2 separate regions of the Homo sapiens genome follow, and region 1 is linked to region 2. The links are chromatin contacts, found by Hi-C in ENCODE. All regions are on one chromosome and are shown on one strand. Each heading gives the region's core, a stretch centred on a gene start or an enhancer-like site at or near the end of the contact. The rest is flanking DNA. Distances are from core to core; before and after follow the strand shown. Region 1 has its middle 96 kb from the start of CDH5. Region 2 holds the start of LINC02126 (long intergenic non-protein coding RNA 2126).

The links. A loop is a pair of places that touch in the nucleus more often than their neighbours do. Pooled maps may share reads with other maps.
Region 1: a pooled map shows a loop between it and region 2 (3-fold over the local background). The contact joins the enhancer-like site here to the promoter of LINC02126 in region 2. A Hi-C loop is called at or near these places in 1 of 168 maps with a recorded cell type or tissue (IMR-90) and 7 of 50 pooled maps.

The regions. Positions count from the first base shown.
Region 1 is chr16:66,267,875-66,272,702 of GRCh38, forward strand. No RefSeq gene overlaps it. Among named protein-coding and RNA genes, the nearest start is that of CDH5, 96 kb to the right of the region's middle. Within about 2 kb of position 2,482, at least 11 of the 41 ENCODE cell types and tissues checked have a DNase peak (open chromatin) inside an H3K27ac peak, as active enhancers do.
Region 2 is chr16:65,174,094-65,178,671 of GRCh38, forward strand. LINC02126 (long intergenic non-protein coding RNA 2126) reads right to left here and starts at 2,480. Exons shown (of 4, transcript NR_110918.1): 1 at 2,362-2,480; 2 at 1,975-2,107; 3 at 1,073-1,226.

The DNA of each region.
Region 1 (4,828 bases), core at 1,232-3,731, 1.1 Mb after region 2:
AAGGAATGAGAGTTAGAAGAGAGCAACGCAGCAGAAGAGGAGAGGGAGAAGAGAACAAAAGGAAAAGGAGGGAAGGAGGAGGGGGAAGAGATGAGGAAGAGCAGAGAAGGAAGGGTGCATGAGGAAGAGGGAAGCGGGGAAAGGAGGACAGGGAATGGGACAGGGGAAGGAGAGAGTGCAGGAGTAGGCCCTCTCGTAAGCCCCAGCGAGGGCAAAAAACATAATCTCCAGGTCTGGAATCAGACACATAATACATTGGACTTCTATGAGCACGTGTGACCTTATGCAAGTTACTCAACATCTCTCAGCCTCAGTTTCTTTTTCTCTAAAATGGAGATAATACAGTAGCCCCTTTCATAGAGAGGCATAGAACATATTGAACAGTCCCAGGTACATGGGAGAGCTTGATAAGGTTGCAAGAAAGATGGAACAGGTACTGGAGGCCCGAGCAAAGTCATATGCTTCCCGTATCCGGCCCGTGGTGAGTGCTTGGAGGATTTAACTGCTGTTATTTCTAATACTGCCGTCATCTTCCTCACATGCCAGGCACTGCTCCAAGTGTCTTTGTATCTATTACCTCATCTGACCTGCCAACAACCTTACAAGTGATTAGACTCATGATCCCTATTTTATAGATGGGTTAGGCAGAGGCCCAGAGAGGTTGAAAAACGACTTGTTCAAAGACACACAGCTGGCAAGTGGTGAAGCCAGCATACAGGATGGTCTCCAAAGCTTACATTTGCAACTGTCACTACAGGGCACAGTATTTCCTGTTTAAATCATGATTTTTAAAAATTAAAGTAAATGGCAGAGCATGGTGGCTCATGCCTGTAATCCCAGCACCTTGGGAGGCTGAGGCAGGCAGATCACCTAAGGTGAGGAGTTCGAGGCCAACCTGACCAATATGGTGAAACCCCGTCTCTACTAAAAATACAAAAATTAGCCGGGCATGGTGGTGGGTGTCTGTAATCCCAGCTACTTGGGAGGCTGAGGCAGGAGAATCACTTCAGCTGGGGAGGCGGAGGTTGCAGTGAGCCGAGATCACACCACTGCACTCCAGCCTGGGCAACAAGAGCGAGACTCCGTCTCAAAACAAAAAGAAAAAATAAAGTAAACAAGGTGGGATCCTAATAACCAACATTTATTGAGCATGTGCCATGTGCCAGGCCCTGTGCAGAATGTTTATGTCCTTGAATGCTCACAATGACCTCAAGAAATACATAGTATTAATATTTTTAATGAGGAAACAGAAGCACAGAAGGGTTAGGTAATTTGCTCAGGGTCACCAGCCAGGAAGAGAAGGACCCAAGTTCAAGCTCAGGTAGTGCTCCCAGAGACATCCTCTTCACCACTCAGCTAGAGATAGATCAACCTCATATTGTGATATTGAACAGTCTCTAAGATACATTTTTAAAATATATTTTAAGTCAAAAGCAAGGTATAGAGCAGCCTGTCTACGGTGCTATATTTTCTAAAGGAGACATATGGCCTGACACGTTTTTCTCTGCACAGAGTATCTGGAAAGCTATGTAGGAAGCTTGTACCAATTGCTGCCTGCAGGAAGAGGAACTGGGAGGCTGGGGTCAAGGAGGCAGAGAGATGCAGCACTTTTAGACCCTTTCCATATTTTATCCCTGCCTTTAAAAGGATGAATGTGTAGCGTCCCTTTCAGAAAGAAATGATTTTCACTCCTTGGTCAGTTTCATGGAGACATGGTGTTAGCTGGTATTTCCAGAGGGTACTCCCTGCTCAGGACTCGGGTTACGGGGAGGCCCGAATTTCTGTGTGATCTGTCACCCTCCAGTTGGAAATGACCCTCTCATTGTTGACAGCACACTAGAACAAGTTTGTCCAACTTGCGGCCTGCGGCCCAAGGTGAGTTCAGGGTTCCAACAATCAAGTCAAAGATGCCTGGAGGGAGGGAGGGAGGGAGGGAGGGGGCTGGGGGCAGCAGGATAGACCCTGCACTGCACAGGAAAGCAGGTCCCCTCTGCGGAGGGGAGACCCGGAATCAAACCAAGAGTCCTCTGCTGAACCAGCAGTTAGAGAGAGGGAGGGAGGGGAGACAGGGAGGGAGGGAGAGAAGAGGAAGGGAGGGAGACAGGGAAGCAGGGGGAGGGAGAGCCCCAGGAAGAACGGAAAGCAGGAAGGAGGGAGGGAGGGAAGAAGAGAGACGAGGAGGGAGGGGAGGGAGAGAGAGAGGGAGGGGGGAGGTAAGGCCCCAGGAAGGAGGGAGGGAGGGAGAAAGGAAGAAAAGAAGGAAGGGAGGACGGGAGGGAGGGAGGGAGAAGCAGAGGAGAGGGAAACGAAGAGAGAAAGGAGAGGGTGGAAGAAAGGAAAAATGGAGGGAGAGGAAGGGGAGAAAATGAAGGAGGGAGGGAGGAAAGCAGCCTTCTCTGGTGCTGAGATCAGAGGGATCTCAGCCGGGATCTGGCTGAGTGCGGCACCGAGTTCAGGGCCCAGTGACTGAGAAGAGAAACCTGAAGGCCTCGAGCTGAGGAGCTGCCACGCGGGCGGCAGGCGGTGCCACTTTGCAGAAGCGCAAACTGAGGCCAGAGGGGCAGCGGATCTCAGCTGGGTCCCCACGCTCGGCAGGAGACCGGGTGCTCCCCGCGGGGCCTGTGAGCGGGCCGCCAGGGCTGGGCTGGGGGTGGCAGCGCCGAACCGGGAGCGCAGCGCAGGGTCCGGGTTCGCTGGGAGGCCGGCGGCGGCCGCGTGGCCACAGCGCCCCCTGGCGGCTACGGGAGTCCTGCACGCAGCGGCCGCGTCTCCACGCCTTCCTGGAGCAGAAGGTTGCCTGCCCGCTGCGTGGCCCCCGGGTTCCCAGACAGCCCGCCCCGTCCCTAGCGCTCCGAAATGGCTGCCACCTGGCGTCTGGCCTGGGCAAACGAGGTATCCCATCTGTATGTATTTAAAAGCGGACAGCAGGGTGCCCGCTGCTGTCACCCCACCGCCTAAAGAGGATAGACACTTATCTTCCCCTAAATGTGTAATTAGCAATTCCAGTGTGACCCCTCTCCTCATCGGACTTTAGTTCAAACTCAGGCAGCGGAAGCCATGTCCTTTTTCTGTGTGAAATTTAGGATTCCAAAAGGACAGCCCCTGCCGTCTGCACTGCCCACCCTAGTAACAGCTCACACCTTCCCATCCTGGCTTCCCTGGATCTAAGCACTTCTCAGGCGTTAGTCCTCACCTCAGACCGATTATTATCCCCTCCTGGGCGAGGTAACTGAGACACAGAGAGAGATTAAGGAACTCACCCAAAACCACACAGGTAGAGGGGAAGCTAGGATTTTAACCCAGGCAGCCTTGATTGCAAAAGAGAAAAGGGGAGAAAAGGAATGAGAGGGGGCAGAAAGAGAAAATTTACTTCTAAGACAAGGCAGTGCTGGAGCGCGTCTGCCTCCATTTTGTGTGAGGGGTCTAGGAAGCCTTATTAGAAGTCTCCCAGCTCCTTTCCAGAGCCTGGCATCAGGATGAGGCAGTGAGGCGGGGAGCCCCAGACTGGGCTCACACACAGGGAGCTGCCCAGGCCAAGGTTTGGGCAGCTGAATGGAGGGAGAGGAGTTCTGCCCGCCCCACCCCATCCCATGCACCCAGGCCTCTCTATCTCTGCTGGCCTGGGGATGGGTCCACCAGGGTAGAGGTAAGCAGGTTTTGGAGAAGAATGCATCATGGAGCTTATGCCTGTCTAGGTGACTTCTCCAAGCCTCAGAAGATGCCCGTGGCACAGTGACTCACTGTGGCTTCAGATTCAGCTCTGGCCCTCCCTTCTCTCGAGCCCCACCCTTGGAAGAAATGCAAGGACAGAAACTTCACTGAACTCCTGATTTTTGTGCCTGGCCCCAAAGACAAGGGGGCTAGGGTCTGTGCATTCCAGAGACTTCCTCTTAGCTGAGATCTGAAATCCCCAAGTTTTCCAGTCAAGCTGTTGTAAACCCGTCCAGATCTCTGCGCACCTCCTCCCGGTGGCCTGCAGACTGCAGAGCTGAGCCCAGAGGCCCAGTTCAGTGGGCAGGCTACAGGGGAGGGAGGGGAACCAGAGCCAGAAGGAGAGGGGCGTCTCTGAGACTGGGCTCCCACATTCACCTGGAATCATCTTTGAAGTGGAAAGATTAACACGGGATTCAGTTTCCCCTTTGTGAATGAGTGGTGTTGGAAACTACACAGAGATTCCTCTGTGCCGGTCAGGCCCTGCAACCCCAGGACCAAGAGAGGGATGAATCTTGATAAAACCTTGGGATGGAGAAAGGCAAGAAGGGTGCCATTCACACACACCCCATCAGTCTCATTGTTCCCTGCCATTACCACTACCCTGGAGAAGGACACCAAACAGCTGCTTATTAAAACACATTACCTGAGGCCAGGCTTGGTGACTCACATGTCCAATCCATGACAGGCAGGTTGCTTGAGGCCAGGAGTTCGAGACCAGCCTGGCCAACACGGCAAAACCTCATCTCTACTAAAAATACAAAAATTAGCCGGACGTGGTGGTGCATGCCTGTAGTCCCAGCTTTCTGGGAGGCTTAGGCATGAGAATTGCTTCAACCCGGGAGGCGGAGGTTGCAGTGAGCCAACATGGTGCTACTGCATTCCAGCCTGGGTGATAAAGCAAGACTCTGTCTCAAAAATAAAAATAAAAATAAACACATTACCTGAGCCGCTGAATGTGTCAACACTCAGATGGACTCGCTCTTTCTTTGTAAATGGCTGGACCTTGGTGCAAGGCATGCTGGGAACTTGGATCTGTGGGGACGGGGGTCTGGGGAGCCCCTGACACCTTCCTGGAACAGGCCATGCTCCTCCCACCAGCCTCAGGCCCTTTGCA
Region 2 (4,578 bases), core at 1,230-3,729:
TCCTTTTTTTCCAAAAGTTTTATAGGTTTACATATTTTATTTAAGTTTGTGATCTATTTTAAATTGATAATTGCACAAGTTGTGAGTTTAAAGTCCAGATTTAGTTGATGTTGTTATTGTTTTGCCTGTGGATGTCCAAATGCTACATTTGGACTCTTTTGTTTTTTTTCTTTTTCAGACGGAAACTCGCTCTGTCACCCAGACTGGAGTGCAGTGGCATGATCTCAGCTCACAGCAACCTCTGCCTCCCAGGTTTAAGTGATTCCTCTGTCTCAGCCTCCCGAGTTGCTGGGATTACAGGTGCTCACCACCACACCTGGCTATTTTTGTTTGTTTGCTCGTTTTTTGAGACGGGGTTTCACCATATTGGTCAGGCTGGTCTCGAACTCCTGACCTCAGGTGATCCACCCGCCTCGGGCTCCCAAAGTGCTGGGATTACAGGTGTGAGCCACCGCACCTGGCCCATTTGGACCATTTTTAGGCAAGGCTACCCTTTTGTGCTTTTGTCAAAAATCAGTTGGGTGTATTTGTATAGGTTTATATCTGGGTTCCCCATTCTGTGCTACTGGCCTGTGCCCTTCTCTCTGCCAATACCAGTCTGCCTTGATTATTATTGCCATAGAATAGCCTTAACACCAGACAGGATGACTCCTTTACCCTTTTTTTTTTCACAGTTGCTTTATCTGTTCTATGTCTTTTGCCTTTCCATATGGATTTTAGAATAAGCTTGTCTATGTCTACAAAAAACCTTGCTGAGATTTTAATAGGAATTGTATTAAACCTACAGATTAATTTGGGGGAGAATCAACTTTGTATTCTGTTGATTCTTCAAGGAAATGTTTTAAAATATTTTGTTTTATGAAGAGACTTCAGCAGTTTTAGAAAGTGAGGGATTCAAAGGGGGTATGTGTAATTGAAGTGCGTCACTGAGGAAACTGACAGGGGAGGCTTGAGGGTTCAGGTGGAGGGGCTCAGCTGCAAACTCCAAACACTCAGACCAACATAAACTGAAAGGAAGAGAATCCCAGGGAACTCACTGACCAACAATGAGAAGAAAGAAGCTATACTTGACCTTGAAGCCGGACTTCCAGATTCAAAGGGAAATGTAGACTGTATCTAGAAAACCACATCTAGTTCTCATCTCCAGCGTGGTGAGAAGCGAGAATGAAAATGTCTCTGAGAACCCATGTGAACAGGGCTCTGCAATAAATGAACTGCAGTTTAGACTGCAAGAGAGAGAGAAAAAAAATGAATTAGGAAAGCCTGCTGCTTGCTGCTCCAAGAATAAAAGCTGTAGGTGTGGCCTCAGGGGTCCCAGTCTCGCTTCCCTTCCAGTATTCTGCCTGAATCCATCTCTAATGCAAGAGATCACAACTCTCCATCTTTGGGTTTTGCCCAAAGGAACCTGCTGCCTGCCTTTACCACCTGAGTTCATGTCCTCTAACGCTGTGTGATCACCTGTCCAGAATGACTCTCCTCACTCTTGTACCCATTCTTCCTCACTAACAGCTCCCACCTATACTAACCCTGGCCCTGCATTACACGAGCTGCTTAGCTCACCTGCTGATAACTGGCTAAGAGCATAGTATACCTTCATCCGTCAGAGAAATGACAAGAGTTCTGCAGAGAAATGCCTGAAATAGGACTGGTGAGATACTGATCCACATATGGACGTACATGTAGGCTTTCTGGTGGAAACTCACACTCTTTTTTTGTTTGTTTTTTTATTTATACCCACTGCTCCATTTGCATCAAAGTCATAAACCTCCACCTGCTACCACCCACCCCCCCAACACAACGCTTCCTAATTTACAGATTGCAATCTCCTGGTAGCTTTCTCATTTTTTCTTGGTAGGTTTAAAAGCTTGATGCCACCAACTGTTTCTCCCCCATCTGCTTTTCTGTGTTCCTTCGGAGAAGTAAAGCACAGCCTCTTGTTGCACCTAAGCCCCTCCACATATCAAGAAAGCTTACTGTGAGAAGCCTTCGACGAACAGCCTCAGGAATGTAAGGTTTGAAGTGATGCACTCTGGAATGGAAATGCCAGTCGCACCACTCCACACCTTTGCCACCTTTGTCACTTTTCTCTGATGTGCCATCTCTTCATCTGTAAAATGCAAACAAGAATTCTTACCTCATAGTAGTGTTGATGGGATTCTGTGAGATGATGTGCTGGAAATATTCTGAACATGGATAGTGATGATGGTTGCACATTGTGGTCTGGAAACCACCAAATTGTACTCTTCAAAATAATTAAAATGGTGAATTTTATGTTATGTGAAGTTTGTCTCAAAAAAAAAAAAGATTAAAAAAAGTATTTAACACAGAACCCCATAGCCAGAATTCAGCAAATCTCATTACCTCCTCATCAGATGAAAAGTTGCAGCTCCTGACAGAAAGCCTGGGGCCTTTTGCTTTAGACCAAGTGAAAATTTTAGGAGGTAAGTCCTAAAATCCGAGAGCATTCGCTGGGAAATACACAGGGGTAGAGCTGGAAGGACTTTCCATGTCTGCTGATCATCCCAACAGCCTGCTCCCCTCAGCCACAAGGTTCAAGAGGCACCCTTGGCCTGGACTTTCCTGGCTCTCTCGTCCCTCTTAGCCCTGGCCTTGTCCCCAGGGCTCTTCCCTCTGAGAAATGATTGAAGAGTTGGCTTTCAGACGTTGGTCTCCAAACAGCTCCAGAAGCAGCTGGAAGATTTCATGTGGATGATGATTGTTCACACTTTGACCCATTTAAAAAAAAATAAAACTAAAGCGTGGGAGAGGATGGGTCAGTGAAAATAAACGTCTTCTCTGGAAGACATCCCACAGCTGTGTGCTGAGGCAGCACAGTGTGGAGGTATTGGAGCTTCCAATATGCATAGTTGTGGTTAGGAAGAAGAGAAGACGCCGATTCATAGGTCCCCACAGCTTCATGGTGGCTCCAAACCAGGAATTAGAGGTACCTTTCCTTAACACTCGGATTTGTCAGATGCTGAATGCCCTCAGCATTTCAGAGTCGATTGAATTCCTTTCAAAGGTGGGATGACACCAAGAGCAAGTTTGTGGTTACTCCATGGAAGCCTGAGTTGGATAATGTGTTGGGGTTCTGGGTCAGGAAAGTGCACATCAGAATCATGGTTCCACCAGCCTGGGCAACATATTGAGACCCCCATCTCTACACAAAATAAAAATCTTAGCCAAGTGTGCTGGTACATGCCTGTAGTCCTAGCTTCTCAGGAGGCTGAGGAGGGGGCTGACTTGAGATCAGCTGTTAGAGGTTGCAGTGAGATGTGATCATGCCACTCCACTCCAGCCTGAGTGACAGAGCAAGATCCTGTCTCAAAAAAAAAAAAAAAAAAAAAAAAAAAATCATGGTTCCACCACTTACTGATGACCTTCATCAAATCACATGACCTCTCAGGTCCTTAATGTCATAATCTCTGAAATGGTTTGCCTTGCTGTTTCCTTGGGAAGACAAGAAGTCTTGTCTTAATGCGATGAGCTTATAGTGTCTTTCCCATATAAGACCCTATATTCATGGTAATAATAGCACCAGCAGCAATGCCAATCATGTTGATATAGTTAAATCCCCTGATGTTTCATCATCTTTTACCACTTTGTATCACAGAAATGGTCCAAGCAAGGCAGACTTATTTCCAGGTGATGTTTATAGGCATTGTTAACCAAGACAGAGGGAGGGACACCCGGTATCTGGCAGCAAACCAGATTAAAACTACCTGCCATTTAAAGTTTGCAAATAAACTTCTGGGGAATAATAACAGCTATAATAATAATTATGTTGTTGTCAGTAGGATGGTACTCCAAGATACTTGTCATGCTGCCCAGAGCTTTTGTTTTCAAAGAGAGATTATCAGAATAATTGCCAATAGTTATTACAATTTACTTAAAAATTAGCCAGCTCCAGCCTCAGTGATTTCATCAACAGCTCCCTAGAATATATTTCTGTGCTTCACCTTGAAAAGACAGGTGTGATCCAAAGATTAAAACCATAGGATAAAATCACCTTCAGTCTTACCCATCCTAACTTGGGAACAATTGTTCAGGCTCAGCATTATCATGGAAATAAAAATCCCCGTACCACAAAAGAAAGGGTAAGTTGAGCTTTGATACACAGGCAGCCTTAGGAAAGACTCTAAATCTTAGAAGACATAAAAATCAAACAGAACTGAGGTGAGTTCGGTACAAGAACTGCTCAACTGAGAAGGTCAAGAAGGCAGGAAATGATGAGGAATCATGACTGGGAGCCAGTGACCCAAAATGAGATCAGCAGGAATGTGGCTGTGAAAATACAGTCCTGCAGGGATGAGTTCTTTTGAAAGGTCTTTACGCCTGACATTGGGGCTCTCAGTGTAACACTAGCAACCTGATATTGGACCCAGATCATAAATAGAAATGTCCCCTTGCATGTCTCTACTCCCTAATTAGTGCTTAATGGAATCGATTAGGTAATGAGTGCAGGTCATCAGGGAATCAAGGACCATGTTCCCTGACAGGGACACAGAAATATGCCTTATAACACTTGCTACTTCCTTCCAAGATAAACAGAGTTAACAATTTGATGTATGTTCCTCA